Regions from separate parts of the Homo sapiens genome. Here region 2 is linked to region 1. The links are chromatin contacts, found by Hi-C or POLR2A ChIA-PET in ENCODE. All regions are on one chromosome and are shown on one strand. Each heading gives the region's core, a stretch centred on a gene start or an enhancer-like site at or near the end of the contact. The rest is flanking DNA. Distances are from core to core; before and after follow the strand shown. Region 1 holds the start of FASTKD1 (FAST kinase domains 1). Region 2 holds the start of ERICH2 (glutamate rich 2).

Evidence for each region. A loop is a pair of places that touch in the nucleus more often than their neighbours do. ChIA-PET counts read pairs that join two places held with the same protein, here RNA polymerase II (POLR2A). Pooled maps may share reads with other maps.
Region 2: a pooled map shows a loop between it and region 1 (8-fold over the local background). The contact joins the promoter of ERICH2 here to the promoter of FASTKD1 in region 1. A Hi-C loop is called at or near these places in 11 of 50 pooled maps. POLR2A ChIA-PET finds 5 or more read pairs at or near these places in 2 of 52 experiments (BJ and GM10248).

The regions. Positions count from the first base shown.
Region 1 is chr2:169,570,936-169,575,343 of GRCh38, forward strand. It overlaps FASTKD1 (FAST kinase domains 1), which reads right to left and starts at 2,930. Exons shown (of 15, transcript NM_024622.6): 1 at 2,734-2,930; 2 at 718-1,236. The coding sequence starts at 1,094. RefSeq lists enhancers at 2,512-2,681, 2,537-3,139, 3,042-3,141.
Region 2 is chr2:170,768,215-170,772,706 of GRCh38, forward strand. It overlaps ERICH2 (glutamate rich 2), which reads left to right and starts at 2,164. Exons shown (of 10, transcript NM_001290030.2): 1 at 2,164-2,973. The coding sequence starts at 2,468. ERICH2-DT (ERICH2 divergent transcript) reads right to left here and starts at 2,552. Exons shown (of 6, transcript NR_110185.1): 1 at 2,488-2,552. RefSeq lists silencers at 2,742-2,801, 3,122-3,261.

The DNA.
Region 1 (4,408 bases), core at 1,680-4,179:
AAAGTGCTGGGATTACAAGTGTGAGTCACCACACCCGACTGGCATTAATCTTAAATCTAACTGCTTACCTACTATATCCTCATCTGCAGCCAACCACATTTTCACAAAACTCCACAATAATCCAATTTCAAATGCCCACAGTTAACAATAGTATTACAGTTGTTAAAGGAGAATTGCTTGAACCTGGGAGGCGGAGGTTGCAGTGAGCCAAGATTGTGCCACTGTACTCCAGCCTGGTGACAGAGCAAGACTCCGCCTCAAAACAAAACAAAACAAAACAAAAAAATTAGATTATCAGGAAAACTACTGGTGAAAAAAATTATTTTTCATTTTGAAGAGATTTTTAGACCTGGCACAGTGGCTCACGCCTGTAATCCCAGCATTTTGGGAGGCCGAGGCATGCGGATCACAAGGTCAGGAGATCAAGACCATCCTGGCTAACATGGTGAAACCCCGTCTCTACTAAAAATACAAAAAAATTAGCCGGGCGTGGTGGCAGGCGCCTGTAGTCCCATTGACTCGGAAGGCTGAGGCAGGAGAATGGCGTGAACCTGGGAGGCAGAGCTTGCAGTGAGCCGAGATCATGCCACTGCACTCCAGCCTGGGCGACAGAGACTCCTCAAAAATAAATAAATAAAATGAAAATAAAGAGATTTTTAGAAAATTAAAATGTAAACTATATAATCATTCCATAAAATATAAAAGTAAATTACTTACTGTTGTGTGACGTATAACACATTCACCAGGGTATCGTCATTCATTAATTTGAATTTATTTGTAGCTAAATTATGAAGAGTAAGAAATTGAGGATGGTCTCTGACATACTCAGCATTTTTTAACAGGCTGGTCTTCTGCTTTTGAAGCTTCCAAAGCATATCAAATGCACATCCCACTTGCTTTTCTGAAAGTATGGCTTTGTTTCTTTCAATAAAACCAAACATTTGCTCCTCATCTGTACACTTATTCATCTGAATAATTAGTGGTTCACAACTGATGGGTCGAAATTGAAACACTCTCCAGGAGAATGGACAAATAGCTCTTAGACGAAGCATATTTGTAACCAATGACTCTAGGAAAACAGGTGTTTTTTTCATTTATATCACAAGTTTTCTTAGGTAAACAAAACCATCTGCAACTAGTCGTCAGGTGCAATAAGCAGGGATACAAATAACAGTTTTTCCTTCATGTATTTTGCTTCCATTACAATGACTGTAAACGCATTCCAATGTACAGCTTCTATAAAAGAATTGGTTTAACATGGTTATGCTTACATCATTAATATCAAAATGATTCCAAAATTCAAATTAAAGTAATACATTTTTTCTGCATTAACTAAAGACTTTTTCTTAGTCTAAACCAGATAGCAGAATTTGATCAAAAAATAAATGTCCAGAAAAAGGGGCTTCTTTCTGCACCCCATTTTAAAAGTGTTTTAAATCTGACATTTACATAAAGTTTTCAAATTTACCATAAAAGGAAAAAAAAAGCCCACAAACTCAGAGCTGTCTTTTCGAAAAAGAGGAAAATTGTTTAAAATAAATAATCACCTTCAAAGTTTCTAAAAAGTGTAGGCATTAATTCAGAGCCATATATATTTATACATACATATATATATACTTTTTTTTTTTAATTTTTCAGAAGTATGGTCTCAGGTTTATTTGCTTTCAGGATAATTTCTTGCCCCTTTTTCTTGTGCCCTTAAAGAGCTCAAATAATTCCTTTCTTTAGAAAATAAATAAATAAAAGAAGTCATATAATTTAATCATTACTGGCCTTGGATAGGTTTTAACCAATGAACGACACAATTAAAGCACCAATCAAGAAATACTAAGAAATTAAGTAATGTTTCAAGTCATGCTGAAACAATAAAAGAACTAAAGATAATTATGAAAAAAGAATAATTTGTTTTAAAAATATGCTATAAATGTTTACATTTATAATTGAGAAGTAATGGTTAGAAAAGCAGGGACTAAAGTCATATAATCTAATATTTCTGCAACATGTTACCATTTACAAAGAACGTTTGAAACACATTATCTCATTAAATTCTCTCAGCTAACCTTCCAGGTTGATATTATTTCCATTTTACAGATAAGGCAAAATAGGTTCAAAAAGGTTTAAAAAATCCTTCTAGTACTAGTGAAGCAGGGACTACAACTCAGTTCTTTCCACTTGAACAGCTTCATTACACAAACAAATCAACGCTGTATCACTAAATTCATGTCTCAGACCCCTCTCTACGGCTATGCCAAACAGTCTGTTCACAAGAAAAAACGACGCGACAGTACAGGCTATTTTGTGGCAAGCAGTACAGCATCCTGACCTAAGCTGACCTGGGTCACAAACCTGCACAAGAAAACCCTGCACAAATCAAAGGTATCCTCAAGATACTATATTCATCCACTGAGCTGCTCAAAGTGGAGGCAGCTCAATGGTTAGCATAGAAAGGTGTCGAGTCCCCAGCTTTGCCCCAGCTGAATGACCTTAAGGAAGGAACTTAACTACAGGAAGGGCCTTGGGACCCTAAGGGGTATCTTCTGCGCCGGGCATAAAGGAGAGCTAAACAAATGAGTGAATGAATGGGGTCTCAGCCCTGCCCTAGTCCATCCGCACTTCAGAGAACCCAATATCCCGAAGGAAGCCTCCGTATCTCAACTGAACCCTATGTCCCCAGCCCGAAAACGTGCTGGGTGGGAAAAGAAAAATAGCCGCTGCCACACAGTCCCGACTTGCCAGCAAGGTTTTCCCTCAGCGCGCCGCAAATTTTCTGGAGGATCCTGGGGTTATGAAAGCTCAGAAGTCAGGGTTATTCCTGGTCCCAACACGGAACGAAACAGGCTCGGATGTCTCGCCCAACCCTCATATCTCAGGGTTTATAACCTTTCTTCGAGAGACATGACCTTTCCCATGAGACCTTGCCCCCAAACCAGGAAAAAATGCCCGGCAGGCGCAGCGTGCACTGCGGAAGTCACGCACTACATATCCCAGGGTGGGTCGCGGCGAGGTGGGTGAAATGGACGTCGCTCACGCATTTTGGGGGAATTCTGGGCATTGTAGTTCCTCATTGAGGGAGGCTCTAGCGCAGTACACAGCTTAAGCTGTTGAAGAAGATATAGGTCGTTTAGGTGATTCTCTACTATCTAAGGTTGTTCTCCTAGTCCTTGGAAGTCTACTACTTTTATAATATACACAAAAATATACTTAGGAAAATGAAATTTAAAAATGTAAACATGGAAAAGACACGTACAGATTTTTCTTATTATTTTTTAGCATATACGAAATAACTCTGTCGAGTAACTTTGAAAGTATGCAAACTCATACTCTCAGTTTCTGCACTTATGTCGTGGATAGGTACCAGTTCTCAGACCATATTTTTTTTTTACTTACCATGGTATTTTAATAGTCCCAAGATTTGACACTTGACACTTAAAAAAAAAATACCACTAATAAATAACCAAAGTGGAATGCTTACCAAAGTTACAACAGACATAATTTTCAGCTGATAATCACTACAACAAAGTAAGGCTCTAAAGGTACCAAACTGATATTTGTTGGAATATGCTGTGCAACTTTCTTTTTTTTATTTTATTTATTTATTTTTTTTATTGATCATTCTTGGGTGTTTCTCGCAGAGGGGGATTTGGCAGGGTCGTAGGACAATAGTGGAGGGAAGGTCAGCAGATAAACAAGTGAACAAAGGTCTCTGGTTTTCCTAGGCAGAGGACCCTGCGGCCTTCTGCAGTGTTTGTGTCCCTGAGTACTTGAGATTAGGGAGTGGTGATGACTCTTAAGGAGCATGCTGCCTTCAACCATCTGTTTAACAAAGCACATCTTGCACCGCCCTTAATCCATTTAACCCTGAGTGGACACAGCACATGTTTCAGAGAGCACAGGGTTGGGGGTAAGGTCATAGATCAACAGGATAAGAATTTTTCTTAGTACAGAACAAAATGAAAAGTCTCCCATGTCTACTTCTTTCTACACAGACACAGCAACTTTCCGATTTCTCAATCTTTTCCCCACCTTTCCCCCTTTTCTATTCCATAAAACCGCCATTGTCATCATGGCCCGTTCTCAATGAGCTGTTGGGTACACCTCCCAGACGGGGTGGTGGCCGGGCAGAGGGGCTCCTCACTTCCCAGTAGGGGTGGCCGGGCAGAGGCGCCCCTCACCTCCCGGACAGGGCGGCTGGCGGGGCGGGGGGCTGACCCCCCCACCTCCCTCCCGGACGGGGCGGCTGGCCGGGCGGGGGGCTGACCCCCCCACCTCCCTCCCGGGCAGGTCGGCTGGCCGGGCGGGGGGCTGACCGCCCCCACCTCCCTCCCGGGCGGGGCGGCTGGCTGGGCGGGGAGCTGACCGCCCCCACCTCCCTCCCGGACGGGGCGGCTGGCCGGGCGGGGGGCTGACC
Region 2 (4,492 bases), core at 914-3,413, 1.2 Mb after region 1:
CCACTGCACTCCAGCTTTGCAGCCTGGGCTACAGAGCAAGAGTCTCTTTTTAAAAAAAATCAGGGAGTTTCATGAAATGTAGTTGTGGGATGATTCAATATTTGTATAAAACTGGCTCTTCCTCTCCACTTTGTTAGAACGAACTCTTGCTAGACAGACACTTTTGGTAATTTATTCAGTGGTGTAAATGCACAGGCCAGGGCTAAACTGTGCTTTATTTTTGAGTATAACACCAATAATAACTTCTGCAGAAAAGTTAGGTGACTTATTTCTCAAGTTATACAAATAAAGATGAAATGTAGTGCTTTTTCATCAGAGAGAAGCAAAATAATCATCAGTGGTTCAAATAGGTACTGGACCAGGCACTTTACCTAATGATCTTTAATTCTTACGGCTATCCTGAAAGTACTTTTATTTATATACAGAATATTATGGTAGAAGTAATAATATCTCAGTTGTTGACGAATTGTCATGTGCGAGGCTCTGTGTCAGGGGCTTTATTTTCTCTCATTCCATGTTCTGAGCTACAGGGGCAGGTAGTGCATGTATTTCCACTTGGCACTTGAAGACCTTGAGGCCCAAGGTGGAAGCCAGATCACTCTAACCACTCCTCGATGTGGAGAACATACTTTTATTCTCCAAGGTCATGAATCTTTTTTTTTTTTTAATACAGGGTCTCACTTTGTCGCCCAGGCTAGAATGCAGTGGCACAATCAAGGCTCACTACAGCTTCGACCCCCCCTTACCCCACCGCACCCGTGCCACTATGCCCAGTTAATTTTTTATATTTTTTTGTGGAGACAGCGTTTCGCCATGTTGCCCAAGCTGGTCTGAAACACCTGAGCTCAAGCGATCCGCACACCTCGGCCTCCCAAAGTGCTGGGATTGCCAGGTGCGGTGGCTCACGCCTGTAATCCCAGCACTTTGGGAGTCCGAGGCGGGCGGATCACGAGGTCAGGAGATCGAAACCATCCTGGCTAACACGGTGAAACCTCGTCTCTACTAAAAATACAAAAAAATTAGCCAGGCATGGTGGCGGGCGCCTGTAGTTCCAGCTACTCGGGAGGCTGAGGCAGGACAATGGCGTGAACCCGGGAGGCGGAACTTGCAGTGAGCCGTGATCGCGCCACTGCACTCCAGCCTGGGGGACAGAGGGAGACTCCGTCTCAAAAAAAAAAGTGCTGGGATTACAAGTGTGAGCCACCGTGCCCAGCCCATTAATCCATTTTTGCTCCCTTCAGGAGCAGTAAGTAAACTAAACACTGCATCCTACAAATGAACTTGAGCTTTTCTGTCAGGGGGAAGAATAGGTAGAGAAAGAAAGTTTAATCAAATTTGAGGTTTTCTTACACTTCCTTGTAGTGGATCAATGGGAATAACCAGTCAGCCATTATCCATTCATCAGTACTAAGCAAATTCAACAAAACTAATGTTTTCAAATGTGTTGATCAAGACATACCCTTGGCCTTGTTTAAATGAAAAGTCCTCAATCAAACAAGACATTTTCTATGTAAGGGTGTTCCTGTAATAGAGGAGGCAGTGGCCTGCTATGTCCTTATCAAACTAGGGATGTATTTGTCAATGACTCCATTGAGTTCTTTTCAAAAACTTCCATTCTGGCATTTTTCCTTTGCCTCCTACCTATCATCAAGGGCTCACAGGAGATTTAAAGAATGAATGTGAACAGATGACTAAGAGAATTAAAAAATGGCCACGTCTCTGTATTCTCTTGGTTCCGGAAATGGTCCAGCTGGTTCTATTTTTATTATAATAATAATAAAATTTGTTATTTATTAAGCATCTTCCACATGTCAGAGCTTTATACATTTTTATGTCATTTTAGCTTCACAACCATCTACCAAGGTACATATCCTCAGCGGGTAGCAACTCCAGAGATTAAATAGGGAGTACACCTGATATTATGTGTCTACCATGTGAAAGTCGAATCCAGATTTGAGTCCAACAAACACGCGTCCTTCAAAACACGTTGCCTAGCAACAAATTGATTCTAGTTACTTCCGGCATCCCAAGTGGAGAAAAATAACCAATTCCTTCCTAGAAGCCAAGCTTGAGGGACCTTTAGAATTCTGTAACAGAAAAGCTCCCCACCCCCTACTGTGACCCAAGCAGTTACTTAAACACTAATACCTCCCATTGGCCGGCGTGGCAGAGCAGCAGCTCTGGCGCTAGAGGGAACCTGGGCTGCTCTAGCTGGGGGAGAGCCGGGTCTCTGGTTCTAATCACTTGAATCTGACTTCTGGGAAAACTGGCGTCCAGGGACTCCCCCCGGAGACCCATAATCTTCTTGGGGCGACCTCAGGTTGGGGGACTAAGTCCTGCAGGGGACACTTGTTCATCCACTACCAGGGACACCCATCTCTCCCAACTCAAGACTTCTTTTTACTCCCCAAGTTTAAAACTCTGAGGCCACCCCGCCCCCTTCCCTCTCCCTCGCTTAGAATCAGGTATGGACACCGACATTCCAACCTTCTTTCCTTCTTCGGCGCTCCTGAAGGTAACCGGTGCGCGTGCGCACGTCAATCCGAGGGTGTGTGCGCCCAGTTTCCGGCGCCGCGGGACACCCACAACCGCGGGGCTGTCCCTCAGCTCGGCCGCCCGCCCCGCCCCGCCCCCCCGGACCCGCCTCCCAGCCCCGCCCCGGGCCCTCCTCGCCGCGCCCGCTCCGTCCCGCGCCCTCCACCGCCCTACGGCCTGGGCCCGCCTCCACCCTGCCTCTCCGTGGTTCCCCGGGCTGCCCCTGCCCCCGCCCCCGCCCCCGCCACCTCCCCCGCCGTCGCCCAATTCCCCCAGCCCCCACCCTCGGCTGCTGCCCGAGCTTCCTCCACGCGCCGTGCAGTCTCCACGGCGACGCTGCGTTCCCGACTCGGAGCCCCCAGCTCCGCGCGAGCAGCTAGCCGGGCTGGCTCTCGGTGTGTGCCCTTCGGATGGTCTGCTGAAGAGGGCCGCCAGCTGGTAAGACACTCCGAGGCAACGACCGGTCTCCCTCTCCCTAGCCCGGTGTGCAGTCTGACCCAGCCCCCACAGCAGACCACCCCCAGACCGGGCGCCCGAGTCTGCGGACCGCTCTACCGCACCTGGTTCTGGCTCTGGGCCCCGGGCCCCGTGGCTGCCAGGGGCCGCCGGGAAGGGAGGATGCGCGCCACTGGGGTGCGCCTGGCTTGCGGCACCCTCCTCCCGCAGTGGTCGGAAGAGGTGAGGAAGCGCCGTTCGTGTCTACACGGGTGTGGAGATAACTGGGCGATTCTGACAGGCTTGTCTACACTACCATTCTTTGACCGGCCGGTGCACACGCACCAACTCCTTCCCCGCAAATAACGAAGATGGCCCAGCCCATCCCAGGGCTTCCCGACCCCCTTCCCTCAGTCCTTGCCCTTGCCCGGAATTCTTTTACTTATTTTTGGAAAATTAGTTAAGACATCACTACTAGCTAGATATAACTTGCTAGCCATACAAATTTCGATGGAATTTGGACAAATCATTTATATTCCCGGGCCTTATTCTCATCTTATGAGATGATGAAATTGACTTGAAACTTCCAAAATGTTGATATTGTTCTTTTGACTACTCAAACTACTCTACACTGAGCCCCTGTGGCATTTAAAGTAACACATGGTATAATGATCAATTTATTGTTTGGCATAGGTGTCTTGGCTGAATCTTATTTTTACCCTAGGAGAACCCCTGGAAGTCGCTTTTTAAAAATCTGAAAAGGACACCGGAAATGTCTTTTAATATGTTTCATTTTTCTAAAAACCAAATACAATGATCCCCAAATCCAACTTATTTTTTAATTTTTATTTTGTTTTTTGTGAATTGAAATAGTTTTGGTTTTTGTAATCTCTGGAGAACAATAATAACAATAACATTTCTCTTTACGTGTTAAGAGTTTTCCAGAGCTGAAATTCCAGCATCTCTAGGTATTTCATTGCACCCACTCCAGAATTCCAGAGCTTTCTACCTACGCTCACCGGTTGAGCCACATCCTCAGTGTTTTCTCCCTTCTTTGCCCCATCCAGTTTCGGCGTTTAGAACTGGCTTCATTTGTGACAGTTCACCTTCAGGACTGGCCTCCCTGAGCTGTAAATATTAACAATAGTATAGGAGGAGGAGTTATAGTAACTGCAGTTCTGGCAGGAGATGAGTGCTACTATTATTATTTATTGGTAGCTAATTATTTTAACCTTTGCAATTTAACTCTATAAGGTAGGTGGTGTTTTTATCCACACTTTACAGTTGAGGAACTGAATCACAGAGAGGTTAAGGAATTTGCTCAAGGTCACACAGTTTACTGGGATTTAAACATAGACAACCTGACTCCAGAGTCTGGAATCCTAGCACTATATTACACTGTAAAGGAAATATATAAAATTTATATTTAGTCAGTTTAAAAAATGAATGTAAGTGATGGATGATCCTTGACACCATTTGTATACACATTTGAAGCTATGCCATGAAATATTGTTCCTGCATC